Linked DNA regions of Homo sapiens: region 1 is linked to region 2. A link is an interaction called in ENCODE POLR2A ChIA-PET data of the cell type or tissue named here. Cell type or tissue: Panc1. All regions are shown on one strand. Each heading gives the region's core, and the rest is flanking DNA. Links, peaks and the distances in the headings are about the cores only.

The links. Peaks named below come from ENCODE experiments on the same cell type or tissue, not always from the same donor. Only the 100,000 strongest peaks of a DNase experiment are listed, where the experiment ranks them.
Region 1: POLR2A ChIA-PET joins it to region 2 with 10 read pairs; 2 of 35 experiments call an interaction of 5 or more read pairs at or near these places.

Annotation. Positions count from the first base shown.
Region 1 is chr12:53,596,363-53,612,389 of GRCh38, reverse strand. It overlaps ATF7-NPFF (ATF7-NPFF readthrough), which reads left to right. Exons shown (of 15, transcript NR_159377.1): 2 at 11,369-11,437. It overlaps ATF7 (activating transcription factor 7), which reads left to right. Exons shown (of 12, transcript NM_006856.3): 2 at 11,369-11,437. The coding sequence starts at 11,390. Among named protein-coding and RNA genes, the nearest start is that of ATF7, 22 kb to the left of the region's middle. RefSeq lists a silencer at 8,298-8,498. In Panc1, for the core only: no CTCF peak of the experiment used is centred there; no DNase peak of the experiment used is centred there; H3K27ac peaks cover 367 bases.
Region 2 is chr12:53,940,587-53,955,138 of GRCh38, reverse strand. It overlaps HOXC13 (homeobox C13), which reads right to left. Exons shown (of 2, transcript NM_017410.3): 2 at 8,595-10,139. The coding sequence ends at 9,883. It overlaps HOXC12 (homeobox C12), which reads right to left and starts at 236. Exons shown (of 2, transcript NM_173860.3): 1 at 1-236. The coding sequence starts at 209. LOC105369775 (a long non-coding RNA gene) reads left to right here. Exons shown (of 3, transcript XR_944977.2): 3 at 860-1,754. RefSeq lists an enhancer at 3,010-3,597. In Panc1, for the core only: CTCF peaks have their summits at 4,562, 5,812 and 6,017 (motif pointing right); no DNase peak of the experiment used is centred there; H3K4me3 peaks cover 1,794 bases; H3K27ac peaks cover 7,872 bases.

The sequences.
Region 1 (16,027 bases), core at 4,118-12,117, 340 kb after region 2:
GCTTGAACCCGGGAGGTGGAAGTTGCAGTGAGACGAGATCGAGCCACTGCACTCCAGCCTGGGTGACAGAGAAAGACTCCATCTTAAAAAAGAAAAGAAAAAGAAAAATGCAGCTGCCAGGCACGGTGGCTCATGCCTGTAATTCCAGCACTTTAGGAGGTCAAGGCAGGAGGATCACTTGAGGTCAGGAGTTCGAGACCAGCCTAGCCACTATGGTGAAACCCCGTCTCTACTAAAAATACAAAAATTAGCTGTGTGTGGTGGTGCGAGCCCGTAGCCCCAGGTGCTCGGGAGGCTGAGGTGGGAGAATCGCTGGAACCCAGGAGGTGGAGGTGGCAATGAGCTGAGATGGTGCCACTGCACTCCAGCCTGGGTGACAGAGCGAGACTCCTTCTCAAAAAATAAGAACAAAAATGCAGCTGTTTTCCTATAATTTTCACATATCACAACATATTCTTTCCGATTTTTTTTCAACCGTTGAAAAAATGTAAAAACTGGCTGAAAGTGGTGGCTCATGTCTGTAATACCAGCAGTTTAGGAGGCTGAGGTGGGCAGATCACTTGAGGCCAGGAGTTTGAGACCAGCCTGGCCAACACAGTGAAAACCTGTCTCTACTAAAAATTGAAAAACAATTAGCTGGTCATGGTGGCACATGCCTGTAATCTCAGCTATTCAGGAGGCTGAGGAATGAGAATTGCTTGAACCCAGGAGGCAGAGGTTGCAGTGAGCCAAGATCCCGTTACTGCACTCTAACCTGGGCAACAGAGTGAGACTCTGTCTCAAAAAGAAAAGAAAAGAAAAATGTAAAAACTACTCTTAGCTTGTGGGCCATATAAAAATAGGTGATAGGCTGAATTTTGCCCATGAGTTGAAGTTTGCTAACTCATCATATATACTATTACTGGATTAAGAATTTTGTTTGTTTGTTTGTTTGTTTTGCGATAGAGTCTCGCTCTGTCACCAGGCTGGAGTGCAGTGGCGTGATCTCGGCCCACTGCAACCTCCAACTCCCTGGTTTGAGCGATTCTCCTGCCTCAGCCTCCGGAGCACGTGCCACCATGCCCAGCTAATTTTTGTATTTTTGGTAGAGACGGGGTTTCACCATTTTGGCCAGGAGTGTCTCGATCTCCTGACCTCGTAATCTGCCCACCTTGGCCTCCCAAAATGCCGGGATTACAGGTGTGAGCCACCACACCCAGCCTGGATAATGAATTTTAAAATAATTACAATAAAACATGCTTAATGTTAAAAATGTGAATATTAGCTGGGTACAATGGCTCACCCTTGTAATCCCAGAACTTTGGGAGGCCAAGGCAGGAGGATCGCTTGAGCCCAGGAATTTTGAGACCAGCCTGGGCTACATGGCAAGACCCCCTGTCTCTACAAAAAAAAAAAATGAGCTGGGCATGGTGGTGTGCACCTATAGTCCCAGCTACTCAAGAGGCCGAGACAGGAGGATCACTTGAACTAGGAGGTCGAGGCTGTAGTGAACTGTGATCATGCCACTGTACTCCAGCCTGGGTGACAGCGAGACCTTGTCTCAAACAAACAAGAAAACTCACCATAAAAAACAAACTATGAGCATCACTTAATTTTCCTAAATAAAATGATACCCCAGAACATGTAGCCCCTCAAATTCATGTTTCGGGACATTTATTTATATAATAAGCATATGTAACATGTTTATATATAATAAGCATATATAACAGTACCTGTTACGCTCTGAAGTGTTGGTAAAACATGATTCAGTTGTAAGTAGACAACTTTTTAGAGGTTGTAAATAGATGTGGTGTCCATTCTTGTACCTTTTTTTTTTTTTTTTTTTGAGACAGAGTCTCACTCTATTGCCCAGGCTGGAGTGCAGTGGTGTGATCTCAGCTCACTGCAACCTCCGCCTTCTGGGTTCAAGTGATTCTCCCACCTCACCCTCCCAAGTAGCTGGGATTACAGGTGCCTGCCATGACACCCGGCTAATTTTTGTATTTTTAGTAGAGATAGGGTTTCACCATGTTAGCCAGACTGGTCTTCAACGTCTGGCCTGAAGGGATCCACCTGCCTCGTCGTCCCAAAGTGCTGGGATTACAGGTGTGAGCCACTGCACCTGGCCCATTTTTGTATCTCGTTTGGAATGTATGAGAACAGGTAACTAGGATCAGACTGACCTTAACCCCTTGACCTTTTTTGTCTATATATATTTTGTAACTCTCTGCCTCAGTTTTCCAGTCTGTTAGCAAGTGCTTTACAAAACACTAATATAAAACAATAAGGCTAAAATCCGGGCACGGTGGCTCACGCCTGTAATCCCAGCACTTTGGGAGGCCGAGGCGGGCGGATCACTTGAGGTCAGGAGTTCGAAACCAGCCTGGCTAACATGGTGAAACCCCGTCTCTACTAAAAATACAAAAATTAGCCGGGCGTGGTGGTGCGTGCCTATAGTCCCAGCTACTCAAGAGGCTGAGGCATGAGAATCTGTTGAACCCAGGAGGCAAAGGTTGCAGTAAGCCAAGATCACACCACTGCACTCCAGCCTGGGCGACAGAGCAAGACCCTGTCTAAAAAAAAAAAAAAGCATAACATTTAAAACAATAAGGCTAATTAGTTTAAGATTATAGTGGTACATATATGCTTTCAGCATATCCTTTTGGGACATTTGATTTAGTATTGAGATAATATATGCTAAACTATTATTATGCTAAATAATTCAATGGAAAATTAATCCAGAATTTATGAACTTTTTTTTTTTTTTTTAAGAGTCCCAGTCTATCACCCAGGCTGGAGTGCCGTGGTGTGATCATAGCTCACTACCACCTTGAACTCTTGGGCTCAAGGGATCCTCTCATCTCGGTCTCCCGAGCTCCCGAGTAGCTGGAACTACAGGCACACACCACTGTGCATGGCTAATTTTTTTTTTTTTTTTTTAAGAAACAGGGTCTCGTGGCCAGGCGGAGTGGCTCATGCCTATAATCCCAGCACTTTGGGAGGCTGAGGCGGGCAGATCACCTGAGGTCGGGAGTTGGAGACCAGTCTGACCAACATGGAGAAACCCCGTCTCTACTAAAAATACAAAATTAGCTGCATGTGGTGGCGCATGCCTGTAATCCCAGCTACTTGGGAGGCTGAGGCAGGAGAATCGCTTGAACCTGGAAGGCAGAGGTTGTGGTGAGCTGAGAACACACCATTGGACTCCAGCCTGGGCAACAAGAGCAGAACCCTGTCTCAAAAAAAAAAAAAAGGAAAAAAGAGAAAGAAAAGAAACAGGCTCTTGCTTTGTTGGCTAGACTGGTCTTGAACTCCGGACCTCAAGCTGTCCTCTGACCTCAGCCTCCTAAAGTGTTGGGATTACAGGTGTGAGCCATGGCACCTGGCCTATGAAGAGAAATTTTAATACCTAAATAATCTACTGCCTAGTAAAACTTGAGTAGTCTACTTTGTTTTCTGGGGTTCCCATAACCTGCATTATAGTCTCACAGTTCATGTGTTAACTGGAATCTTAAGTCACTTTGCTAGATGTAATGGAAATCAGAGCAGCACTGAGTATCCTAGGGAGAATATAAAATGTTGAGACTGCTGTGGCGAAGATCTCGTATTTGTACTCTTTGCTTAATGGCAGCTAAATTATCTTAGAGTCTGAAACGTGGTAACTGAAGTTGTGTGTTTAAAAGAGAGCTGTTTGCATATAATTTTTTTATTATCATAAAGAAATAGAGCCCATAGAGCTCTGTTTGGGTACCTTTCTAAGTTTTTCAGCTAGTTTGTACTGAGCTGAAAGGTATTCGGTACCTGCTAAACTTGGTTTCAGCTCTATATTCCCTTTGTGATGCATGGTTGGGGCAATTTCTGATTGTCTGATATAAGCATAATTGTTGTTAGGAAGCATTCAAAATGGGTCCTGGAAGGTAACAAAAGGAGGAGCTATTTTGAATTGCCTGTTTTACCTTGTGTGTTTATAAACGAGTTTCCACCGTGTTTGTTTCTATATGAAACGGTTTATAACTTTAGAATTTTTTATGGTCCTTTTTGAACTTAATTTGTCACTTGGTTCTGTTTCTTTGTAGTTAGAAAATGAGTAGTTTTGTATAATTTTTAAATATACTGTTTAGTGCTTTAGAATAGGCAGATATGGACCTCTTTTTTTAAACTCAGACTTCTTTCTTTTTTTTTTTTTTTTTTTGAGACAGAGTCTTGTTCTATCACCAGGCTGGAGCGCAGTGGCACAATCTCAGCTCACTGCAACCTCTGCCTCCTGGGTTCAAGTGATTCTTCTGCCTCAGCCTCCTGGGTAGCTGGGACTACAGGCATGCACCACCACACCCAGCTAATTTTTTTGTATTTTTAGTAGAGATGGAGTTTCACCGTGTTGGCCAGGATGGTCTCGATCTCTTGACCTCGTGATCTGCCCGCCTCGGCCTCCCAGAGTGCTGGGATTACAGGAGTGAGCCACTGCGCCTGGCCAACTCAGACTTTTTTCAATCATGCATATCTGCATTCTTTTTTCTTATTAGATTACATTATAATTTTTTGATTTACTAAAAGCAATCTGTGATTATTGTAGAGACTTTGAAAAATACTAAAAGTACAAGGAAGAAAATAGAATCACCTAGGATGCCATTATCCAGAGATAACCATTATCAACATTTTGATGTTAATTCCCTTATCTTTTCTATGCTTATTATTTTGTTTGCTTTTCTGTAGATTTACAATTATGGTGCATGTACAATTTTATATTCTGTTTTTTTTTCCCATTTAACATACGGCATTTTCTCATATTTTTAGTTTTCAAAATGTTATTCTTTTATAACTTAAAGATAGTTTATTATAAGGCAGTACCTTAATTTATATTTATCCATTCTTGTTTAAATTCCTGTTCTTTTTTGGTCATAAAGATGACTGTGGTTAAACGCTCAATGCAAAAATGGTCCACATGTCTGGTTTTATCCTTAGAATAGAGAGACTGAAAGAAGAATGAAATGTTCAAAGGATATAAAACATTTTAAGACATTTAATATAAATATTGCCAAATTGACTTCCAGAAAGATCGTCTAAATATGTACTCCCAAAAGTACTATATAAAAGTGCCAGGCCATCAGAGAAATGCAAATCAAAACCACAATGAGGTACCATCTCACACCAGTTAGAATGGCAATCATTAAAAAGTTAGGAAACAACAGGTGCTGGAAAGGATGTGGAGAAATAGGAACACTTTTACACTGTTGGTGGGACTGTAAACTAGTTCAACCATTGTGGAAGTCAGTGTGGCCATTCCTCAGGGATCTAGAACTAGAAATACCATTTGACCCAGCCATCCCATTACTGGATATATACCCAAAGGATTATAAATCATGCTGCTATAAAGACACATGCACACGTATGTTTATAGCGGCACTATTCACAATAGCAAAGACTTGGAACCAACCTAAATGTCCATCAACGATAGACTGGATTAAGAAAATTTGGCACATATACACCATGGAATACTATGCAGCCATAAAAATGATGAGTTCATGTCCTTTGTAGGGACATGGATGAAACTGGAAACCATCATTCTCAGCAAACTATCGCAAAGACAAAAAACCAAACACCGCATGTTCTCACTTATAGGTGGGAATTGAACAATGAGAACACATGGACACAGGAAGGGGAACATCACACACTGGGGACTGTTGTGGGGTGGGGGGAGGGGGGAGGGATAGCATTAGGAGATATACCTAATGTAAATGACAAGTTAATGGGTGCAGCACACCAACATGGCACATGTATACATATGTAACAAACCTGCACGTTGTGCACATGTACCCTAAAACTTAAAGTATAATAATATTAAAATTTAAAAAAAAACGTGCCAGGCCAGGCACAGTGGCTCATGTCTGTAATCCCAGCACTTTGGGAGACCAAGGCGGGTGGATCACCTAAGGTCTGGAGTTGGAGACCAGCCTGACCAACATGGAGAAACCCCATCTCTACTAAAAATACAAAATTAGCCAGGCGTGGTGGCACATGCCTGTAATCTCAGCTACTTGGGAGGCTGAGGTAGGAGAATCGCTTGAATCCGGGAGGCAGAGGTTGTGGTGAGCCGAGATCATGCCATTGCACTCACTCTAACCTGGGCAACAAAAGCGAAACTCCGTCTCAAAAAAAAAAAGTGCCCTTTCTGCTGCATACTCTATTGGCATTCTCTTGTACTTGAATATATATATATATATCTTAATAGCTCAGGTGAGGTTTTGTTTTTAAGGTTTGATTAGGGGTTAACTTGACAAACTACTCCCTTCTTTCCATTTTTAGCAGTGTAACCAAAAACTACAGAGCTTCATGTTATTTGGGTGACAAAAGCATAGACTTGGTTGGCTGTGGTCATATAAAGTGCCTTAGGCATAACATAGTCATAAATATGGATTTAAAATATGTGTAGCCTTAAATACATAAATACCTGCATAGCAAATATTTTGTGGATCCAGCAGCTTTCTGCAGAAACCTGAAGTTAAGTGCAAACTTAATATAGACTTTAAATATTTATTAAATATTAAATCAGTGAATATTTATTGAATATCTACTGTGTTGTGAGAAGAAAGGCTTCCTGAAGTTTTAATCTAGATCTCTATATTCTACCCCATACCTCTTTTGATTACAGATAATGCAGCCATCCCCTTTCTAGTCAGAAAACTGAAATAACCCTCACCCAGTCACTAACACATCACAATTTCATTTTCCTTTAATAGCAGTTATCTGCTGTTAATCTAAAATTATTTAGCTTACTTGCTTATTACTTGTTTCTTCCTTTTAGAATGTAAATAAGCTCTATGAGGGCAGAAATCATATCTGTCTCATTTACTCTTGAATTACTTGGGCCTAGGGCATATGGCACTGTGCTTAGGCACTGAGTAAATTATTTGGTGAATTAATGAATTTTAAAACTCACTAAATGTGTATAATCCAAAAAGCAAATTACGGTTATTAATTTCAAACTTCTTCCTTCTTAAATCTTTTTTTTTTTTTTTTTTTTGAGACAGAATTTCACTCTTGTTGCCCAGGCTGGAGTGCAATGGCGCAATCTCAGCTCACTGCAAACTCTGCCTCCTGGGTTCAAGCAATTCTCCTGCCTCAGCCTCCCAAGTAGCTGGGATTACAGGCATGCGCCACCATGCCTGGCTAATGTTTGTATTTTTAGTAGAGACAGGGTTTCACCATGTTGGTCAGGCTGGTCTCAAACTCCTGACCTCGGGTGATCTGCCTGCCTCCGCCTCCCAAAGTGCTGGGATTACAGGCATGAACCACCGTGCCTGGCTCCTTATTAAATCTTTTACTAAGACTGTTAACTCCTCTTTTTTATAATCTGGAGTTGCTAGCAAAATAATTTGATAAATGACCATATACATAGCGTCTAAATGATATGTATACTGATCAACCTCTGACTAATTGAACTTGTAAATTAAGCCATCATTCTTAATGATGATGATTTCTTTCATGACAGATGAGTAAAATATTATTTTTGTGTAAAGGCCTATTGTCTTTTTGTTTTTATATCCACTTTGCCTAGCACTTGGTAGTTCCTTATTAGTGGTTTCTGAATGAATTAATGAATGAATGAATGATAGCTAATCTTAACATCTTCTAGATTTTTATGACTCTTTGATACTTACAGTGCATTATCCTTCTAATTTTTTTGTACCTAGCAGTATCTGCTTTTTGTCATTAGGAACCTGATAACAGGCCCCTGGATGTGTTTGTATGTGGCTTTTATTCCTTGCTTAGAGTTGGGCCATCTTATTAACATCAGTTGGTTACTAGAGAAAAGATCACATCACACCATATCTGCATTCTTTTTTCTTATTAAATTATATTGTAATGGTAATATCACACGAGGTTTAGAGAATTTACTTTGTAGTCCTCAGTGACAGACTCCATGCTTAGTCTATTAAAATATATAGATATAGACATATATCTAGATATACATAAATAATCTGTTTTCTTACACAGTGACCATTTTAGGATCTACCTCTGAGATTTTATGAAATTATCTCAGTTATTAAAAATCATTCTCTAAATCTTGGGTTTTCTTCAGTTCTCTCCCAGCATTTACGTAACTTTCTCTTTTGAGTAAGTATTAAGTTTTTTTAATCATTTAAAAAATTCTGGTGACTGAGTACCTGAGCCTTTTCTGCAGATGTTGGCCTCTAGGACAGCTTTTTTATGCATCTTTGTCTTCCCTGTTCTAAGATGTTTGCTGAAAGCATCCCACTTCTCCTTGTCAGTGCTTCTTAATGTGTGTATCCCTCTTCTGTCATTTATTGTTTAGTTCTATAAAATGCTTATGTTTCATCCTGAAGAATAGGTTGGGAAGGAGATGACACACTGAGTGCCATGCCCAGACACATGATCTGCTTGTCAAGCAGTATGGTTATAAATGAGCTGTGAGTTAAATTCTAGTGAGTGGCAGCATTGTTTTTCAAGATTTCCCTTTATGTCTCAGTCTGTTTACACTACAGAAATGTGTTGCTTTTTGTTTTTGAGATGGCATCAGTGAGACCTCACTGATAATTAAAGATTTGTTTTAAGTGTTAGATAGAAATCAGCAAAATGACATTCTTTATATGTAGCAATTGATGCAGCAGACCAGGAGTGAAGGAGAAATTTTTTTAAAAAAGGTGTTAGCTGTGTTTTTTTTTTTAATGGGGAGACAGATCATTCTTATTTTTGTTAAATACTTAAATTTTAAAAATCACTTTAGAGTGAAAAAAATTTTAAACAAGAATAATGGAAACGACAAGAGGCAAGAGATTGAGGGAAAGATTTAAGAATAATTGTGGGTGTTTAAGAAGAGAGGCTTCTTCCTCTCATTGTGATCTCCCTTTGGTGAAAATGGTAAAACAAAGGCCAGCAAATTTAGAAGGAAGCAGGAAATCCTAGTTAGTGGCTGTCAGTTGAATATTTAAGAGCAATGAAAATACTTACTTCTGTTAGATTTTAATGCTTTTTCCCCCCAAATTTTTTTGTTTTTGTTTTTTTTTCTTTCAGAAAGTCATGATTTTTCATCTCTATTTTCTAGTAAGTGTGCCACTAAATAAAATTTGGAAGCCATATAGTGTGATGTGATTGTGCAAAGGCAAGTTACATTTTGAATTTTGTGGTTTGAGGGAAGCCATTCCAGAATTTATTTCACCACTTCCTATGCCAATACTGTCCCACTTCTCAGCAAGAACTCTTTCCCTCCTCTAAATAGGTAGAAAAATGAGAAAATTTAGCATCAAATAACAGAATCAAGATAAAAGTAAGGAATCCTGCCTGATCCTTGTGTTGTGTCTACTCTAGCCCTTGTAGTTTACTTCCTGGTTGAAAATATATTAGAGGACCTCGTTGAAATAAAATTCTCATTTTGTGATTATATTAGGAAAGCAGATTCTGGGACATGTAGTGAAATTTTCTCTAGCACAGGAGTTAGGAATTTTTGCAGAGATGAATTGCTTTCCAGACATGCTCTAAGTTTTCAGCCTTAATGGTCCTGGTCATTGCATTTATTTACTTTTGTTTACTTGTATTTATTTTTTGTAGCATGTTGTAGTTCCCGAAAGTGCTAAAAAAATCATGTATTTAAAACAAACCAACCAACCAGAAAACCCCCCTCATCCTGGGGCTGTGTGAAGAAGAATGAAGCTCTCATTTCCCAGTACCCAATCATCAGCTTGAGCTGGCCTCTCCTAGGAACAGAATTTATTGAAGCAATTTATCCTGGCTAAATGTGATATAAATCCATGTACATGTATGTACGTATAGGCTCTGTTCCATTACAGTAGTGCTGTAGCATCATTTTCCTTCCTAGTTAGACCATGTTTCTATCACACTGAAAGATGACCAAGAAACCCCTTCTATTTTATGGGGCACCCCACAATTTTAAACACCGATTAGTTGTGGAATTACTGATTAGACAACGAGAAATACTGGTTTCTAACCCCACAGTGAGTCCTAAGAGAGTAGGAGAGATGTTACCTAGCTACCCTCTGAGTTTTAAGCATGGTTTTCCGATTACCAGATTCAGTCTAGCACGTTAACATTTTATTTCAACGCGAGCCTGACAGATTGTCCTGACATTTCAGTTTATTTCCAAGATAAAAATTTGAAATTTGGTTACAGTTCTGAAGTCACTTGCAGGCATATTCAAATTGTAGTTCCTCTCTCATCTTCCCTCGTTCGTATTCTTTTGTATACCTTTCTCTTTCATGGAAGGATGTTTGAAAATATCCTTTAGGAGTTTATAAGACTATTTTACCCCCCACTCCATTTTTCTCTTCCACCTTCCAAAATACAGTTTATCTTTTAGGAATTGTTTTTTACTATGATTTGCATTTCTAATCTTTATCCATCTCCACTTCTATTTTTATTCCTAGTTGGAATATGAGAAATTTCTCCCACACATTCAGATTGGAATTATTGTTCTTCAACAAAGAATTTCAATAAACACTTTGAGAGTTTAGCTTCAATAATTTATAAAACGGTATAAACCCTGTTAAAGTCTTCAGAGAAATAGAAGGGATAGATGGTGATGCCTTTTAGTGCCATTTCTTTCATCCCCTGCAGCAGCACACATCTGTTGGCTGCAACAGAGCAGCCCAAGAACACTGGCCGAAAGCAGCACAAACAGCCGGAACATGTTCACCCAGTAAACCCCCAAAGAGTCGACATTTGTTTTATTGCTGCTTTTAAAAACCTAGCCGTAAATAGAATCAGAAGGGGGAAGGGCATCGATACTTCTCCATTTGCCACAGACGATTGGTGGGGGGAGGAGGAGGCTCCCGGTTTTTATTTTTATTTTTTTATTAATGAAAGCCATTTCCCATGTAGCCCAATAGGATGGGTGCTTTGTTTTCTTTGGCAATAATATGGGATAAACAGCCCTTGCCAACAGTCTCGTAGTTTATACACCAGGGAGCCAGATTATGGCCCTGTAAAATGGAGCACCCCTCCTATAATCCCTTAATTAATTAAATGACAAATTTTGGTCTTCTCTCGTTCAGAAATATGGCTTCCGCATCGAGCGTTCAGTGAATTTATTGACATAAGGAACTGCACTAGTTGTAATTCAACAGACTGGAGAAGTGTGTTATATACTGTAGTAGAAAGAGGGAAAATCTAGCAAAGGTTTGAAATTCCTTGACTATTTAGATCTCATTCTTTCTAATTAAAAGTTTCAGTTGAGACACAGTAGATCATATGCCACCTGTCTAATGGGTCTCCCCAAAGTAGCCTGTGTTTACAACTTTGATAGATGGCATTCGTGGAACACCTGTTTCTAGGGTTGATATTTTTGAAGCACTTTTTTTTTTTTTTTGCTCCAGCATATTTAACATAACTTTTTCCCTCACCTCCCCCTCCTCAGCTCCTCTCTGCTATATGAAATATGGGAGACGACAGACCGTTTGTGTGCAATGCCCCGGGCTGTGGACAGGTACGTTTACAATATACTTTATTGTGAATGTCTCGTTGTGAATCAAAGTGGCTGTTTTATCACTAAGGCAAAGAGTTTAAAGCCAGTATTTTACGTGATCACTGGAGGTAATCAGATCAGAGGATTTGCAGTGTGTAAATCCAAGTTATGAGGAAGTGTAGGCACTCTACCGTAATGAAATCTGCCTTGCTGTCTTCCATATTGTTATTCTACTGGTGTTTGTTTCCCACCACACAGTATGGAAAAATACATGTTGCTGTCTCCTCCTTTCTAAAGCTGTCCATCTAAATACAAAGCAAGTTTAGAAATGTTTTCTCTTCATGCCGGGCGCGGTGGCTCACGCCTGTGATCCCAGCACTTTGGGAGGCCGAGATGGGCAGATCACCTGAGGTCAGGAGTTGGAGACCAGCCTGGCCAAAACCCCATCTCTACTAAAAATACAAAATTAGCTGGGTGTGGTGGCACATGCCTGTAATCCCAGCTACTCAGGAGGCTGAGGCAGGAGAATGGCTTGAGCCCAAGAGGTGGAGGTTCCAGTGAGCCGAAATTGTGCGACTGCACTCCAGCCTGGGTGACAAGAGCGAAACTCCGTCTCAAAAAAAAAAAAAGAAAGAAAGAAATGTTTTCTCTTCAACCTGCATGGATATAAAAGTCTGCTTAACATATTTGGAGAGGCAGCTGATAATGTACCCACTCATTGTGAACCTCAATTTGCCAGAATCTATTTGGATTTTTTAAATAAGGAAAAAAAAATTTCTTTTGACTGTTGATCCAGAAAATCATTGTTAGCAGCTACAGCAGATACCTATCTAGGAAAGACGAATCCAATAGAGAACTTGAGATCTCACAGCATTATATAAACATTTTCTCTGTCTAATGCCATAAATGCATTGTTCTGTATGTCAGCTGTCACGTAATTATATTCATATGTGTATATTGTATGTCATTTTTCATCATATGCTTTTTTAATAAAGTAATTTTGTTGAAATCGCCTTTTTTTTTCATTTTGCATCTTCTTAACTCTTCTTCCTAGACCTTCCTCTATTGCCATGTTCCACAAAGGATGAAGAAAGGAATACGAAGGAAGTTTTATTTGCCTTCATTAATTTGTTTTATAGAACTCAAAGGGTTGAGTTTCTGTTCACTTAGGAATATGTCATGTGACTGTCCACTGACACTTACTGGTGGTGTGTGAGATTACACACTAGTTATATTAAACATTGTAAATATCTGGACAAAAAGAAGAGTTAAATTTCAGAGATTCCTATGAATTTGAGAGGTAGATAAAATGGGGGTGGTGACAAGGAATGAACAGAAGGAAGATTCCAAATTCCAGTAAATGCTAAAATTTTGACAAAAGACCAAAAAAGGCATCATATTCTGCAGTATTTGCCATCCTAGGGTGTATTTCCTTTCATGTCAAAGTTTTCAACTTTATTATTTACTACATGTTTCCCCATGTGATTTCATATATATATATAGAATATATATATATCTCCATTTATATATGGATGTATATAAATATTTGCAGTAAAAGCCAGTTGGGAAAATAGAATACATTTGTTTCACTTTTCAGACAGCTTTATTGAAATACATTTCTAAAAATGATCTCTCCTAGCCTGGTATGGCTCATGCCTGTAATCCCAGCACTTTCAGAGTCCAAGGCAGGGTGATTGCTTGAGCTCAGGAGTTTGAGACCAGCCTGGACAATATAGTGAGACCCTGTCTTTACAAAAAAAAAAAATTTAAAAATTAGCCAGGCATGGTGGCACACGCCTGTAGTCCCAGCTACTTGGGAGGCTGATGCAGGAGGATCACTTGAGAGTCCAGGAGTTCAAGGCTACAGTGGGCCATGATCATGCCACTGCACTCTAGCCTGGGCAACAGAGCGAGACACTGTCTCAAAATAAATAAATTTAAAAATGATCTCTCCAAATTTTTACATGGAATTAGATAATACTATTTACTATGATGCTTATGACCGATACCTTGTACCTTTTTCACTTCTTGCTTTTAGTTGAAAAATAGGCATTTTTGGTGAAAAGATTTATTTTTCTAATACTTACCATTATTTTTCTTCACTTATTGTTTAAACTACTCCTGAACTCCTCATATATGTTATATGCTTAAAACAACCCAGACAAGGACTTTGCAAAGAAGTAAAAATAGAAGATAAAAATAAGGAATATATGAGAAAAGCATCTCTTAAGCTCTCTGAGGAAGAAAGATATAAATAACACCTTTTCAGGCTGTCTTATCAGAAAAGAGTAGTATCCACTGAAATTTGTGAAATGTCACAGATTTGTGAAATTTGTTTTTGTTTTGCTGTGTTTTGGACTGGAGGTAGGAAAATAGTAGGGACTTTGACTTTGGTTCCTTCTCGTAAGGTTGTGTTCCATTTACCATAAGCCATTTCCTTCCCCTACTTCTGTCTCCTGTTTCTGAATTATTTGTTGGTATTTTGGTTATTAGGATTCATTATAACCTCCGGCTTAGGTTCTAAAAGCTTTTTTCCCCTCAGTAGGAAGGTGAGTGTGGAACATTGCTACCTCTTTCTTTTGGATTCAAGATACTTATTTCATAGAAAAAGGATACAAAGGTACAACTTAAGGTTTTGAAGGTAGCATGATTCACCCATTTACCCCCTTTGCATGTCAAAACTTTATGGTCAGGTGAGATTATAGTTCTTTAGTTATATTTAGTCTCTTCCAAGTTTCTCCCACGATCTGGTAACAAATAACTCTAGATTGGGATCTCTACAAGATTTACTGTGATTGCTTTATGTGTATGAAATAGTGAAAATCTGGCAGATAAGATAAATTTGGTAAAGTGAACTACCCTTAGCCTGTCATCCAACTTCCTTAATATCCCTTGAGAATGGTTTCATTCTGGAGCCACCTTGAGCCTTTCAAACTATTTGTAATCCATTTGTCATTGATTCAAGTTCTTTCTTCCAGAAATGGTAGAATAATAAAAAGGCTATGTAAATCCCAGGATGGGTAATAAGGACCATGATAATTTTTGCAAGACGTGGTTTAGAACCTGCTACCATAGAAGTCTCAAAAAGCAGTGGCTTCTACTGGGTAGAGGAAGTAGGAATGAAAACAATTATAACTCAGGATACTATTTTTTTTTTTTTTTTTTGAGACAGAGTTCCACTCTGTCGCCCAAGCTGGAGTGCCGTGGCGCTATATCAGCTCACTGCAAGCTCCGCCTCCTGGGTTCACGCCATTCTCCTGTCTCAGCCTCCCGAGTAGCTGGGACTACAGGCACCCGCCACCACACCCAGCTAATTTTTTGTATTTTTAGTAGAGACAGGGTTTCACCGTGTTAGCCAGGATGGTCTCAGTCTCCTGACCTCGTGGTCCTCCCGTCTGAGCCTCCCAAAGTGCTGGGATTACAGGCGTGAGCCACCGTGCCTGGCTACTATTTCTTAAAAAACAAACAAAACTATAGGAACCTTGCATTATGTCAATATCTGCTCCTTGCCCAGACTTTACCCTATGCATTCCTAAACTCAGAAATTGTCCTGTGCCTTAATATTAAGGGAAGGTGAAAGGAAAATTCACCCAGAATAGACTAGTGGATTATGCTCTCCACTATATAATCAAAACCACTAGGCTTTCAATGGATACGTAAACATGTTTTGGTTGCTAGGTCTTTAATGGCTGTTATTTTTGGATTCTGTTCATGATCCACTTCCCACCAGTAAGTCTGATGTGACACAGCTGAGTTCTAAATATGCTGCATGTGCTTAAAAAAAAAACGCTGCTGAAGGTTGTGCTGTCTGCATTCTTAGCGGAAAAGACAGGTGATAGGGTTTTTTAGCCCTGTTATTCCTATTCTCCTGTTGAGATTTTTTTGTTTCTCTTGAGGCCTCATCAACCTCATGAAGAGGAACTCAGGGAAAGCAATATCCCTGCTAATACCTCTCTGTGGAATGTGGTAGCAGGAGCAGTTAATAGAGCTGCCTCCTGAGAATGGGGTTAGTGTTGTTAAGGCAACAGTGCCCCAGATACCCTCTTGGCAGAGGACTGGTTGAATTTGAGTTGTATGGGTTTTTGAAATGTTTATAAGATAGCATCTATTTAAAGACATTGTGACTATAAAACAGCTTTGTGTTGTTAAAATAATAGAAATATAGTTTGGTACTGAATCTATTAATAGGAAGTCTTATAAGTTTTTTATACTTTTGGAGGACGCTTTTACTTGAATATGGATTATAAAATTGTTCCATTGTATGTGGAAGCGGGAATAAATACTATGTCTCTGTCAGTAATCTTGAATTTTAGATGTTATTTCATATAAACGCAGTTAGATAACTTACCTTTTGGATGCTTTTTGCCCAGTTTTTTATTACTGGGATCAACAAATTCCATATTCCTATGCCTCCCTCTCAGGCACATGACACAGGTTTGCAGTATAAATTATGCAGATTTAAGTAGTCTTTCTGGTTACCATAATCAAGTGTTTGAACAGAAGCTGGTCATATCAGCTTATCAGAATGTCAATTTCCTTAAAAACAGGAACGCATTTCCTCTGAGGAGATACTACTCATGGAGAGTTAGTATCATCTTGTTCTTAGCCAGT
Region 2 (14,552 bases), core at 4,470-12,469:
CCGAGGTAGGGCTGCGGGTAGCCATTGCACGGCTCCGCCGACGGCCAGGACAGGGAGCACACGTTGTCGCGGCGTGGGTAGGACAGCGAAGGCAGCCCGGGAAGCTGCGCCCCGGACGCGCGGAAGTTGGGGAAGTAGAAGGTGTCTCCCGTGTGGATGTTTACCAGCGGCCCCACAAACCCGGGATTCAGGAGATTATGCTCGCCCATTTCCGCGGGGCCCGACCGGCAGCTTCTACTTTATTGCTATCTGACATTAAACATAGTTAAATCTGCACCAGTCACCCATTGGCCGCCCCACTCACGTGGGCACGGCCGCCAGGGGGAGGGGTGGGGACAACCGATCCCCCCCCCCCACCATCCCATCCCGCACTCTAACTTCCCCCTTCCCCAATCCTGGGGGTGAGTGGGGTAACAAAGGGCGGGGGCAGGTTTATTTGCTGAACTGATTTTCTAAAACAATGTATATAACCTAACGCAGAGAGTAAAGCAATTGCCCAACACGGGGCAAAAGGGAAAAAACACACACCAAAAAATGCCCGCATATATACACCCCTATAACCTGCACCCCCCCCCATATATTATCTTATCGCCAACAGCTGGCCAAGCACAGCCTGTCCCTCTTTAATTAGCTTCTTTATTAACTAAAACCGTTGGAATTTACAATATCTCCTCAATAAATTACTATTAGATATTGTGTCATATAAAGTTTACTGACTGTTTAAGGAGACGGATGAGCCCTTTGGCTCGGGGTTTATTTACAGTAGAGGCGAAGTGGGGGTAAGGACAGGTTTCCCTGCCGTTATCTCTTCCCGCCCCAGCTGCTGCTGCACACTTCTTTATCAGCTCTTTATCCTCAGGAATTTGGAGAGACATTTGGAGTCCTCTTCCCCAATACTCAAGGATAATTGATAATGCCGGGTTTTCCTCTGGAGCCGGGAGCCACCCAGCCTCACACCTCCACTCACGGCTAGAGGAAGGATGCGGAAGGGAGGTAGAGAATGCAGCAAAAGGAGGTGCCTAGCTCCACATGGACCTGCCTGCCTGCTCCTGAAAATCTGGGGGCGAACTACTCTTCTGCTGTCATTTCCGGGGAACTGAGGAGCTTCTGGGGGCCTCCTGGAGTCTTTGCAGTGGGAAGCTTTGGACCCCTAACAGGGCTTGACTGGGCTGAGAGGGGCCTAATTCTCACTGCGGAGGAGACAACTGCACCCCAGAACCGGCCAAGCCTGCCCCTGGGACCATCAGATAGCAGTGCAGAGGCCCGCAGTAGGTTGCCTCCTGAGGGGGCTAGGATTGAGGGAAAAAACCCTTGAAGAATTATCTTATTGGGGGGTGAAATTATATTTATGGTGCAAACTCAGAAGCTCCCTCCAGAGAAGGCCGAGAAGCAATGCTGGCCATTGGTGAGATAATCAACATCTGCAAAACCACAATCCGATCTCAACTAGGTCCACAGAACACAGCCAAGCGGATTAAAAAGAAAGACAAAATAAAACTCCCCCAAACCAGATGTATCCTTTTGGGGTCTAATAGAAAAAACACTCGAATTTCCATGTGATTATTTCGAGCTTCTAACCAATGCATGGCTTAAGTAATACAGGGTTGGATAAATAGTTCAGTAAACGTCTAAATACGAAAAAATACCAGAAGATTGAAAGAAAATTGGAGACAGAGATTCGGAGAGAATGAGAAAGAAACCCATTTAGGTGAAAGTTAAATATCAGAGAAAGCCTGAGAATAAGCCAAAGCTGCAAAAGCAGATCGAAGCAGAGAAGATTCTCCCTTTTTTTCCTCTCCCTCCCCTCTCTCCTCTGCAGGACGCGGCAGAGAGAAACGCAGATTCTTTGAATTCCACCGCTCCCCGGGCGATTTCATATCCCAAACCGTAGCTGCTCACTCCGACAGAAATGTGTCCCCGCGGGCGCCGCCCTGCCCGGAGCAGTTCGAAGCTCGCAGCTCGGTGCCTGTCCCTTGCCCTGCTTGGCCGGTTCCCCTTCCCCGCCCCTGCTTGCCTAGCTGCCCGGCCTGGTCCAGCCCCTCCCGCCCCCAGGAGCCGGCCCCGCGTTAGGCGCACTTGTCGGAACTTAGGGCAAGCCATGGGCTGCAAACCCGAAGCCGCCACCTTCAGTTAGAGCCGGTGGCGCCAAGGAATGAGCAGGAGACTCAGCCTGGATTGGCCTTTTTGTGCCTAACTGATAAGGGGCTGGGAGGCTACGGAGAGGAGCATCTCTCAGCTGCAAATTCCAGGTCACAGCATCTGTAACATCTTATTTCCCCTTCTCAAGATACATTGATGAGCGCCATTGAAATTTTAGTTTTTAAAAAACATTTTATTTGAGGGTTAATTTGGTCATAAAGATAAACAGGGTGTGACATTAATATTGCTGTTGATTTCAATCAGAACATCGTGCGGGCAGCTAGGTCTGCGCCCAGGCTCTCCAGGCCTCTGCGCTCAGCCGCTATTGTTGGTGTGAGGGATGCCGAGCTGGGCTTTGCCAAATAATCACTAGCCTTTGAGGGGTGGAGTATTCTCCTCATTCTCTTTTCCCTTCCCAGATAATTCCAATCTCCTAGAAGAGGGACCCCAAGAGGAAGGTCTCAGCCTCTCCCCATTCCCTCCACCCCAGCAGGCAACTCCCAGGCCGGGAGCTCTGCTCGCTGCCCTCCCAGGCCAGGCCGCTGAGCGTGAGGAGCAGCGGCCACAGGGCGGCGGATGCAACGCAGGAGAAATGAAGATTGGGTGAAGGCGTCCTTCTTCCAGGCACGCATTTCTTCTAGCCTGATTTAGCCTCATCAAAGAGGGCCGTTTTCCCCAGGTTTTGGATTCGGCGGGCAAAGAAGCACGCACAAACCCCTCTTTCTTCTTTGCAGCTGACCCTGATTCCTCTCAGGGAGAGCTGTCGACAACCACTAGCAAAATTCGCATCCCCGGTGTCCTGCTCCCTGAGACCCACCGGGAACCTAGGGGTTTTCAGGACTCTGGCAAGGACCCAGGTAATCTAAGCGTCCAGCCTTCCGGTGCACCACCGAGGCTCCGTTTGTGGTTAAGGAACCCCGCGACACACGCAACTCAGGCACCCGTTTTTTAACCGGGCTCGGACAAAAATGCAGCTCCCAGTCTGGGTCCCCGGGGCCGGCGGGAGGCTCGGGTGAGACGCTTAAAATCTAAATCCAGCCTCGGCGAGAGCTGTTCGCCGGGAGCAGGCTGGGGCTGGGCGAGGGACTCGCATCCCAAGGAGTCGGGGCAGCCGTGTCTAGCCGGGCTTAACCCGCCGGCACTTCGCTGACCATGCGCAAAACTATAGGTGGTCAGGCCGAGGCACCCAAACCGTGGAGCGATTGGTGCGAACTCTCCCGTACATTTATCAGATCACAAGGCTAGAGCGGTGGCCTGCCTGCTGGCCCCTGGGCCACTGGCTCCCGCCGCAGCTGGCCAGGCTCTACTAAGCCTCGCTCATTAACTCGGGGTTAATTAAAGCTGAAAGCAAGGATGTGGTCCAAGGCTTTCCTTGAAGACCAAGGCAGCCTGTGTCCCTCAGCTCGTCCTCCAGCTGGATGCCCCGCCGCCTCTCTCACACCTTCTCTGTGCCTCCATCCCTCCTGCATCCTAGCAGCCTCCACTGCGGCTGAGCCCAGCGAAAGGAGTTAATTATAAAATCTACGCTGATTCTGGTGGGAGAGGCAACGTGGCTGCTGGCGGCTTAGACCGCGGGGAATCGGCTGTGAGTGACTGCGTTTTGGCTCCCCCGCCGACCCGTGGTCGGGAGTGATTCCGCGCAGTGCTGCCTTACCCCTGGTCTGTCCAGAGGCCGCAGCGGCCCAGTTCAAGGTCACTGTCTAGTTTGCAGAAAGCGGTTCTGCCTCGTATGCAAATTAGGCCGGGACTCAGCACCAGCAGGGGTGTGAGCAGGGATTTGGCCGGCGGAGAGAAGGGAAGATGAGAAGGGGGCTGAGTGGGAGGGCCTGCCCCCTTCCCTGCCCCCCGCCCAACCCTGCAGCCCTGTCTGCCTTGCCCCTTCGGGGCAACTTAGGCTTGGGACCTGACTTTTGTCGGGTTCAAACAAGGCTGGGGGGTAGAGTAGGGAGCTCAGTCTCCTATTTCATGGCTTCCAGGCTCCTTCAGGGGTTGGGGCCCACCTGGCTCCCAGCCCTCCCTGCCGGTGCCCGGGAGGTAAAGAGCAGATTGGGAAATCCCTTCCCCAGGTGCTGCTTTCTAGGGATTTGCAGCCTGGAGGAGGGAGGCTTGTAGGAACGCTCAGTGACGGAGCCCAGTAAGGCTTTTAGGCTCAGGCAAGTAGCCTGGGGCCAACGGAGCCCCTACCTTCTCCAGTTCTCCCGCGGCTTCTCTAGTCCTCTGTCACCAAAAGATTCCAGCCCGATTGCCTCTCAGAAAATGCGGGGGAAGTGAGAGCCCCCAGGCAAGGACATCTGGGAGGCCATCTCTCCACCCCAACCTGAGCATCCCTAAATGGACCACCTTCCCCCGTTTTGTGTTTCCTTCGGTGGCGCGCTAACAGTTAAATAGGGCCGCAGCTCTGACATTTTCCCCCTCCACCAGCAGAGGATCTCCTCCACCTAGTGAATTACTGAGTGTCAGGGAAGGTGTGGGAACCAAGTTAAAAAAAAAAATCACATCAAATGCCACACCCATAGCCGCCTGCAATGCAACAGTGAATCGTCTCCACCGACCTCTAAGCTGGGTGGGGGTGAGGACTACCCGGTGTGCCCTCACCCCTCGGCCTCCTTTTCTGGCTTTGACCCTGTCCACTGGCCCGGCCCAGCTCTGGGGAGGAGCTGAGATCTGCTTAGGGTCTGCTGAGCACCGCTACACAACTGCTTTCCAAACCTGGGGCCCCAGTTCCGGGCAGAGGAAGGGGCTTGGGCAGATTGGGGTGGGAGCAATGGGCCCCACCAGGAGGCAGGTGGGGGTGGGGAATGGACTACCAACCCCGGGGCTCGCTAGGCTGGGAGAGCGCGGACAGGAACAAGGGTCCACTTACCTTTGGAGACAGAAGAGGTTCATAAGGGTGAGGGATAGGAATTCTCAGCCTCTAGAAGCCTTCTGGATTCCCCGTCCCCAGGCCCGTGCGCCGGCCTCGCCAAGGTATCAGAGAAGGGCGGGGCGGGGGGAGGTGGAGAAAGCGGCCAGCGGCAGGCGCGCGGGAGCGGAGTTGCCAGAGCATCTCTGGAGAGGCCGCCTTTTATGGGCGTTATTAGCGCCCTTGTCTAGACTGGAGACGACACCTCCTCTGTGTGTAAACAGAGGCGGCGGGCTCCTGCGGGAAGGGGGATGGCGCGTCAAGGGGGCAAGCAGCCCTCCCCTTCGCTGGCCACCGGAAGATCAAGGCCTTTTCCACCCCTCCCCCCCCTTCCCTGTGCTCCCTGTGATGTCAAGGTCAGAAAGACCTAGTCACGGTCAAGGCTAAAAGAGGAAGAGCCTGGTTGGTTTTGAAAAGGCTCTGGCCCCCTCCTCCTCCTCCCAGAAGTCCCTAGCTCCCCAGGGCCCCTCAATTCTCCACCAGTGCAGGTCTAGATATACATCTGCCTGAACCACTCTTGGAGTTTTCTTGGGGGTGGGCTCCAATACCACCCAACACAGATCCCAGCAGATCCTAGGGTGGGGAGTTCTCTTTTGAACAGATGGAGCCACTGAAGGGGCTGCCTGCCGCATGGACCCCACCTCCAATAGGAGGGCTGTTCAGAGAGATAGCGGCTGCCCCAGGGGCCTGCCCCTGCCTTGCACCCACACTGGCCTACTGTCCCCACATTGCTCACCCAGCCGCCTGTGGATCAACCCCAGGAGCAGATGGTCTCTGGAGCAGACAGTCATGGAGGGATCTGCGGAAAGAACTGCTGCCCTTGTTCTCTCAGTTGGGTTCCGGCTGTGGGACTGCTGGCTGAAAGGCCCATTCTGCTGGGCCTCTGTCTGGAGACTAAGATGTGGGTGGGGAAGGGTTTTTCCCCCAAGCTCAGCAAAGAATCTCTTGAAGCCCTCTCTGGCAGCCCCGGAGAGTGACCACTAGATGGAGAGTCCTGTGAGGCCCTTGGCTGCCTGGGCCTCCCAGCTCTGGCCTAGGGAGATAGGGGAAGTGGGGAGTACCATCAGATTATGAGAAAGATAGCAGGAGTCTCAGCCCCTCTGTGTGTCTGCGTTTCCTCACAGAGGTTTCACCAGCAATTCAGATCACCCTGTACCCCCGGTATCCTCATATTTGCCTTCACACTTAGTCTTACTTTTAACACAAACACTAGGAGGCTGGCCTTGGAGAGAAAGACATATTAGAGACATGACTAAGAGATGAACTATCTCATAGAGTCCCCAAAGACAATGCCAATTCTTGGGAGAAGGAAAGGTAAGAAATCAACACAACCAGAGTTGTGTTAAAGAAGAAATCCTTATTCAGGGAAAGAATAATATATTTCACAAATGTGCCTCCCCGAAACACATGCTCACACACACTCACACAGTGTTTGCTTACTCTTATGGTAAAGTCATATCCAAATAAGTCCAGGCATGATACTCCTCCAAAATAAATCTGGGTATATTTAATGCACTGCACGAGGGCTCACAGGCACTCAGGAACTGAGGTCCTTTTTAGGCTTACCAGTGTCCCAATGCACCAGTAGTGAGCCTGCACAGGCTTTCCTTTTTCTTCTTCTTCACCTCCTCCTCCTCTTTCTTCTTCTTCTTTTTTTTTTTTTTTTTTTTTTTTTGAGACAGAGTCTCGGTCTGTCACTCAGGCTGGAATACAATGGTGAGATCTCAGCTCACTGCAACCTCCACCCCCCTGCCCCCGACCGGGGTTCAAGAGATCCTCCCACCTCAGCCTCCACAGACATGCACCACCATGCCAGGTTAAGTTTTTCTATTTTTGGTAGAGACTGGGTTTCACCATGTTGTCCAGGCTGGTCTGGAATTCCTGAGCTCAAGCTATCCACCCGCCTCAGCCTCCCAAAGTGTTGGGATTACAGGCGTGAGCCATCGCCCCTGGCTCCTCTTCTTTTTTTTCATTATTCCCTTCTAGAGCCTTAGGGGTGGTTCCCTCAATATGGGATGACTACCTCATATGATTATATATGGGTTTGTGTGCAGAAGCAGAGGGATTCCTCTGAGAACTCTAGACTTCTCTTTAATCAGAGTCCCCAATTTCCAGTTTGCCTACAGCTGTGCTTGGGACTACCCAAAGCAGTCAGGAAGGGTGGGGTCATAGTAACAGAGCCCCAGGCCTCTTGTCCACTTAGTTTCTTTTTCTGACCAAACACACACACTCAGTCTCCAACTCCTTTCATCTCAGGGGAAACCCAGGGATTTTGGGAGAGAGGTTGGGATGGTGGGTGGGGAGAAAAAGGACAGATGGAATTAAGAATTAACCTTATTCCTGGAAATTCACCTATTCTCCCTCAAATCTCCACTGCACAGCGTGTGGCTCTCTAGTAGTTAACCCAGAGTTGAGACCCAGAAGAACAACACTGGCAGCCACGTCAGTAGCAGAGCCTCCACAGAGGGCAAATTCTTCAGGTTCTTTTTCTCTCAGACTCCGTGTGTGTGTGTGTGTGTGTGTGTGTGTGTGTGTGTGTGCAAGCGCGCGCGTGCGCAAAATGTGCATATGTTTATTCCCCAGGAAAATTTATTTAAATGAAATTATTAAATCTTCAGCCCCACCAGGCAAAGGGATAACAGAGAACTCTGATTTCCAACCTGACATCTCCAGTGTTTCTGTGTCTCAGGAGAGGAAAAATATTATATATAAATAAAAATTGCTGCAGTAAAGATTTAATCTGAGATAACATTGTTTTAGGCTATATTGCTTTTAAAAAGTCTCTTAACCTGACAACTTAATGATCTCATTAACTCTGCCAGATAGGGAGATAGGCACTGATGCGACCAGGAAAACAAATTAGTGGCAGCATCTACATAGGCTCCTCATTGCCTAGAAGACTGGGGTTCCCAGGAATACAGAGAGTAAAAGTGGGATTGGTTTGGCAAACTGGGGGCCAAAGGGGTCCTAGCAGCTCAGCCTCTCTACATAGGTTAAGTGGGGGGAAGAAAAAAGTGCAGCCAGGAAAAGCTGAGCTTCAGGCTGCCCCTGGCAGGCTGTGCTGACCCCATCCCAGCCCCAACTCCAGTCCTGAACTGGCTGAAGGTATTCGGGGCCCTCTGGGGCAATAGAGCACCAGGAGCCTAAGGTTAATTCCTCACTGCCACCGGCTGCCGCATTTACCTCATCCAGTTCCCAGCTGGGATGCTACTTTCTCAGTACCCAGAACCAGATCTGAGCCCCAATTATTAACCGAAGTAACCATCAATGTATTTTTGTCACTGCCTCCAGGCCTTTCAGTCACCAATTACGTCTTTCCTTCCTCAACAAACACTCATCTGAGTTGGACATCAGGATGGAAAGTTTTCTCCTATATAGATAGTATAGATAACCCAAAAACTTAAGTGGAGCAAAACAAGGGTTTGGAATCTACCCAGCTGGGAGCAATGTCTATACTCCTCCCCCTGATCATTCTGGCTGAGTCAGGGCATAGTAGACTGTCCTGAAGAGCCAGTGGACAGAATAGACTTCAGAAAGAATCTGAGCAATAAAATCAAGGCAAAAAAAGATATTTTATTTTAAAAACATGTTTGTGGGTTTTTTTCCTTTTTGCATTCAGTACATTGTCATTCAGACATCACAATACTATATACAGATACACAACATTTTTTAAAAAAGCCTATTCCTGATGAACATTTCAAAAGAACACTGTTTTGTAATGCACCAGTGGGAAGGGAAGAGGCAAGGGGCCCCCACAGCACCAAGGTGGCCTTTGAGGAGGGAACTGTTAGGCAGCATCTACATCTAGCTAATTGAGGGCCAGATCTTCTTGCCTCTTGAACTAGATCCTCTAGCTTTCCTCTGGAAATCAGTAAAGGTGAAAGTGTGAGGAGTCATTCCTGGGCTAGTGCCCTGATGGAAAGGTGACTGGACAGGGACTTTGTTGAGGGACCCACTCTCCATCCCCTTGGAAGAGATGTTTATCCTTAGAAAAAAGTTCTGCTTCTGTACCTGGACTAATCCCCAACCTTACCACCTAGAGAGAGAGAGAGGAGAGAGGAGCCCTATTTAGCAGCGTGGCTGGAGTCTTTGTCCTCCTTGGATTTCCACATGTTGACTGAGAGAGCAGAACAGGGGAGGCAGTGGGGCAAAGGCAGCTCCCACCTGGCCCCAGGAAATGCAGTTTCTTGGTTGGGATGGAGTGTAGGGGCTGCGTCAATGCTTTTACGGAATTCCAGCTTTTACGGAAACATCCATACTCCAATCACGCTGCCAGGTCCCTAATAATTATCATGAGTATTAACACGACTTTTAAAATACGCACAGAAAATCTTTACTGGGAAATCTTGCCTAAGGAGTGCGGGAGGGACAGCGAAGGAAAGTATGAGCTGGACAGATCCTGCTCCGAAGCTGCGCCCTTAGGGAAGGTCCTCTAAAAGCCTGGTCATAGGATGAGGCAAGAATTGGGGCCATTCGGGATTCCCCAACCCTGCTTTGGTTGGAATGATTGGGCTCTGCGCTGCCACCAGACTTTCTGGCAAGGTGAGCGCAAGGAGGAGTAGAGGTCGACAGCCTTCCTCGCACGGCCCACTCGGGACCCATTTCCAAAGCTGTTGAAGCCACGTGAGTCCCATCTGGATGGGGGTGGAGGCTGGGGATGGGATAGGGAGTTGGGGATGGCCCAGCAGCACGGCCATGGAGCCTCTCTGCCTCCGGGCGGCGCGGTTCTTCTCTTTCCTTAACATTAAATACTCTTCTGCACCCGCGCAGCGTCTTTCCGTGGGTTCGGTTATGGTACAAAGCGGAGACATAAATAGATGGGGCAAGCAGCGGGTGGGTGGTCAGGTGGAGTGGAGATGAGGCGCTTTCGATTTGCTGACCACCTTCTTCTCTTTGACCCGCCGGTTCTGGAACCAGATGGTTACCTGGCGCTCAGAGAGGTTCGTGGTGGCGGAGATGCGCCGGCGCTTCTCTTTGGTGATGAACTTGCTAGCCGCGTATTCCTTCTCTAGCTCCTTCAGCTGCACCTTAGTGTAGGGCACGCGTTTCTTGCGCCCGCGCCGGTAGCTGCTCACCTCGGGCTGCAGGGGAACCACGTCTGCGGGGAGATAAGGCAAGCGGGAAGAAGTGAGGCAAGCGGCTGGACTGAGATAGAGGACCCGAGGCTGCCTAGGCACAGAGTTCTGGCAGGGGCTCAACGGGGCCAGAGGATTGCACTGCATAGTGAAGCTCCCTAATGCTTTTCATTTCTGTTATTTTAGCAAGACCACAACTATGATGAGGCCACTGGGCTCGAAGTTTAAGGGAGGGGGCGCCAAAAACTCAGTAATCAAGACGATATTTTAATGCAATGTTTAAAAAAGCAAAACGAATACAAAAACATCCATGATGAACAAAATATCAATTAAAAAAATAAACATGGGTTCGGTATTACTGATTTTCTTTTGTTTCAGGCCCCAATATGGCTCTTCACAGCACTCAATATTAGGATCCTTGTATATTTAGAAGGGACCCTCCAAATTCCAGCCTGGCCTGCCATGCTTGCAGAATTTCAGATATTCAGAAAAATCCCTCCTTCCTGCAGTTAGATCGCTTGGGTCCTTATTAGTTTATATTCTGCCCCGTTGCCAGAGGAAGACATTCTGTTGTATATTTCAGGGAGGGCATGGCAGGCAGGGGGTCAGCTTCAGTGGGCCCAGACCACCAGATGAGTCTTCACGCCTTTGGACACTGGCCCTACGTTAGGGATGTGAGGCACAGATAGAAGATAAGTGTCCAGGTGAAGCCAGCCTGCTTGGAGGTCCACACTCTAGGAATTGGGGTCCAATGTTATGAACCACCTAACACCCAAGGTGGGGGGTCCTGAACCTGAGATATAGGGAATCAGGTGTCTCTGGAAGTAGGGGGTCCACACTGCAGTCCCACCAAAACAGAACAAATTCTGTTCCAACCGCCTTCCCTCTCCATTCCTTCACAGCTGAAGGAAACTGTCTACATCCCTTGCACCAACCATAACCCTAAACCCTAGATGCCTGTCATCCAAACCAATATTACCAGTTCTGTTTCTTTAGGCTCTGAGAATTTCACAGAAACTAAAACCAATATATATCACTTCTAACTCCATTTTCTACTCCACCCTCATCCCTGTCAATAAAGGTCACGCAACACTTTCAAGGGGAAGTGGGGGAACTAGGGAGATTATCTGGATAGCTCAGCCCTCAATTTTTTCCATGTAATTATTAGACTTTAGGTGAAAGCTAATGAGGAGGGCTGAATATTTGGGGTTTCCCCTTCATTCCTACCACATTTTGAAACTATAGACACAGCCCAGAGGGAAGACACAAAGTTCTTTCTGAAATGTTTGTTCCCATCCCACCCTCACAGAACACTTTCCCTGTACCCATCCCCATTGGGTCTGCTTTCTCTCATGGACTCTATACACAATGGGAAGAGTAGTGGTCACAGTGAGACACAGGGGAAAACAAAATGCTCAGGAAGAAAATGGGAGACGGGGTCCAATGGCCTCATTTGACTGTCTTCTGGTGACAATTTCTCAGGAAAACTGTTGGACCTGGCATTTTTCTCTGCCTCTGTGAGAATAAACTATGATTTAAAAAAATCTAAAAAACAAAATAACTTTATTTAAACAGTATGGATCCTTTAGGTTAAAAAGGATTTGTTTTTGAACACGACCATTATCTTTAAATCTCTCAGTTCTCAAATTTGTTTTACTCTTACAGAGGTAACCATGATTTGGGAAATTGACGATTTGTTGACAAGAATAGAATGAAGAGGATATGTAGTGATACCATGAGTTTGTTGCTTTTGTTGTTGTTATTGTTGTTTTTAATCCTCAGAACATTTTTTCAGGATTATTTTGTTAAACTCATTTTACAAGATTAGGAATCTGAGGCTCAGAGTGGGTAAAATAACTTAAGTGGCAGAACCAGATTTTAAAGCCAGACTTTCTGACTCTTAAAATGATACAGTAAGTTTTAAAATGGAAATAGGCCAGCTAATACAATCCAGCTTTAAAACACCTCCTTTTCCCTGGAGAAGAATACAGTAGGGTAAAGGTGGGTTTTTGTTTCTGAATTAGCCAGATAATTGTCCCTAATTTTTTACTTTACTCTCTTTAAACTCTCACAATTACCTATCCAATTTTGGTTTCCTAAATTCTAGCTCTAAATTTCCAATGAGATTTAATCAACCCTAAAAAAAATCAGTTTAAAAAGTAGACAACTGGTTTAAACTGGTTATTTTTCTCTATAGGATGCCAAGGATTGATTTAGCCAATTTGTCCTGGATCAGACCAACTGCAGGTTGGTTTGGCCTCCTGGGGAAATAACTCCAGTCTTGCCTTCTCAAAGAAGCCCCCTTTCTTTGTCTGCTGCCTTATCTGGAAAGGAAATGGTATGTAGAGATGAAGAAACATCTGGTAGCTTGGACCTGGAGATGTGCGTACACTGCCTAAAGTGAGTGGGGGCTTAGTTATTAATCTTACAATCACCCCTTCCCTAGTCTCCCTCCAGATCACATACACGAATGACTTCATGCCTGGAAACCTAATAGACACCTTTGAGGAGTAAATAAAAATCATCTCAATGCTCAGCCATGGCTTTCTTTTTGGGCTTCGGGGCCCCTCTGTTCAGCTCCCCACAGCCCACCCACCCTTGACCACCCGCCCCCCCACAGGCAAGCTCTGGGCTCTGAAGAGTGCCTTGTCCAGCTAGAAATCCAGCTTGCTACTCTTCCCAACCCAAATCCAAAGGCTTGTCAGTAAAGACTTCTAGTGTGGTCCAAATAGCCCACTGTTTCTTTCTCCCTCTTTCTCTCTCCTAAACCCCATCTCTCTTTTTCTCCCTTTCTGATTCTCTCCTGGAATTTCTGCTTCTCTCTCTCTCTCAAAAAAAAAAAAAAAAAAAAAAAAAAAAAAAAAAAAAGTCTACACTCACCGTAGGGAGAAAAAAAAAAAAACCAGAGCAATAAAGCAAGAGTCTGTATAATTGGGAGAAGGAAGAAGCCACGACACATCTTGGCCCTAATTATCTGGATCTTGCTGAACAATTGCCTCCATCTCCCACACCAGCCCAGACTACCACAGATGAGGATTCTCAGAGCCAGAGGCACTGTAGAGAGACAGCAGTGTTTATGCCTACATGTTGCCGAACAAACCACAATTGCACAGACAGAGTTATCTTGAAATCTCACTACTTCTAAAAGATCTCTGAGTGGGTAGAAAGATGGAGAGTGTCTGAAGATAATTTCTTATTCGTCTGCCTCTTGTCTGTACCTCTGCACTCACTGAGATACATCAGCCCAATTCTATTTCCACACGGGGATTGTGGGAGCACATAGCTGCTGAGGCATGCTAGGTTTTATATCCATTTCCATGCCATAATTTGCAAGTGTATTAAATCTCAATTGGGATATACTTTTTTTATTTCAAAGATATTTTTCTCTAGGAGGCTGTGATCAAAAAAGTATTTATTTTTAGTGGAGTTTTGTTTTGTTTTGTTTTGTTTTGTTTTGTGTCCTAGGAATCTTTGAGATGTTTATTTTGCTCAAAGATATTTCTCAGCTTCTCTCCAATCCTTCACCCCTACTCCACACCACATTCATACATAGAACAGCTCCTTCTCTTCTACCTCTTCACACTAAACCCATTGCACATTGCTCTGGGCCTGTGCCCCCAATCCACAGTGGGTTTGGTGGGCACCTGATCCCTTACCCCTTAGCCCCTTGGCATAGCCCATTGGCTTCCCTGCCCCAGGAATTCCTGCTGGACCCCAATCTCCTAAGAAGCTTTGTGTTTTGGTGAGATAGAGAATTAAAGGGCCATCTCTCTAAAATACATTGCTGTATTATGAACATGTGAATTGTCTTTCTAGAAATCTATTATTGTATATTTCATATTAGGTAGTTAATAAAAGAAATCATATTATATAAAAATATTACAGCCAATACAGGGTAGGTGATGCATAATACCATGTACTAAAATTGCACCATCCTTAATTCTGGCAATCAGAAGTCAGGGTGCCTAGTGTAGGTCATACCCTGGTATTGAGTTGTGTTATACTAAGTAATTTCATAATATTCACAAGAATGTTATTTGCTACACTCTCTAATATCACTCAGTATTTTTTTTTAAACCACCTACCTCTTCTTCCAATTCCGTATGCAGAGGAATTTCAGGCCCACCCTTAGGAGGTCTTTGGGTCTATGCTTTCCAAGGAAAACATCCCTGAGCTTGGCACGTGGAGCTGGTCGGGGAGCTGGGCACTGTCGGGAGACATCTGTGGCTGCCCTGGGCCCCCCACCCCCAAAGACCTCTGTAGGTATCAGAAGGGAGAACGCTCTCCCACTGAGCTCTGCTTACAGGGAGAACAGACTCAAATGCTGGACTCCCTAGACCGGAATCCTGATTTCTCAGCACAAGGCAGGATCCAAAGCTCTTGGTGTGGTTTTGGGAAACCTGGGACTGGTCTTGTCCGCAAGGAGAGCGGTGGGA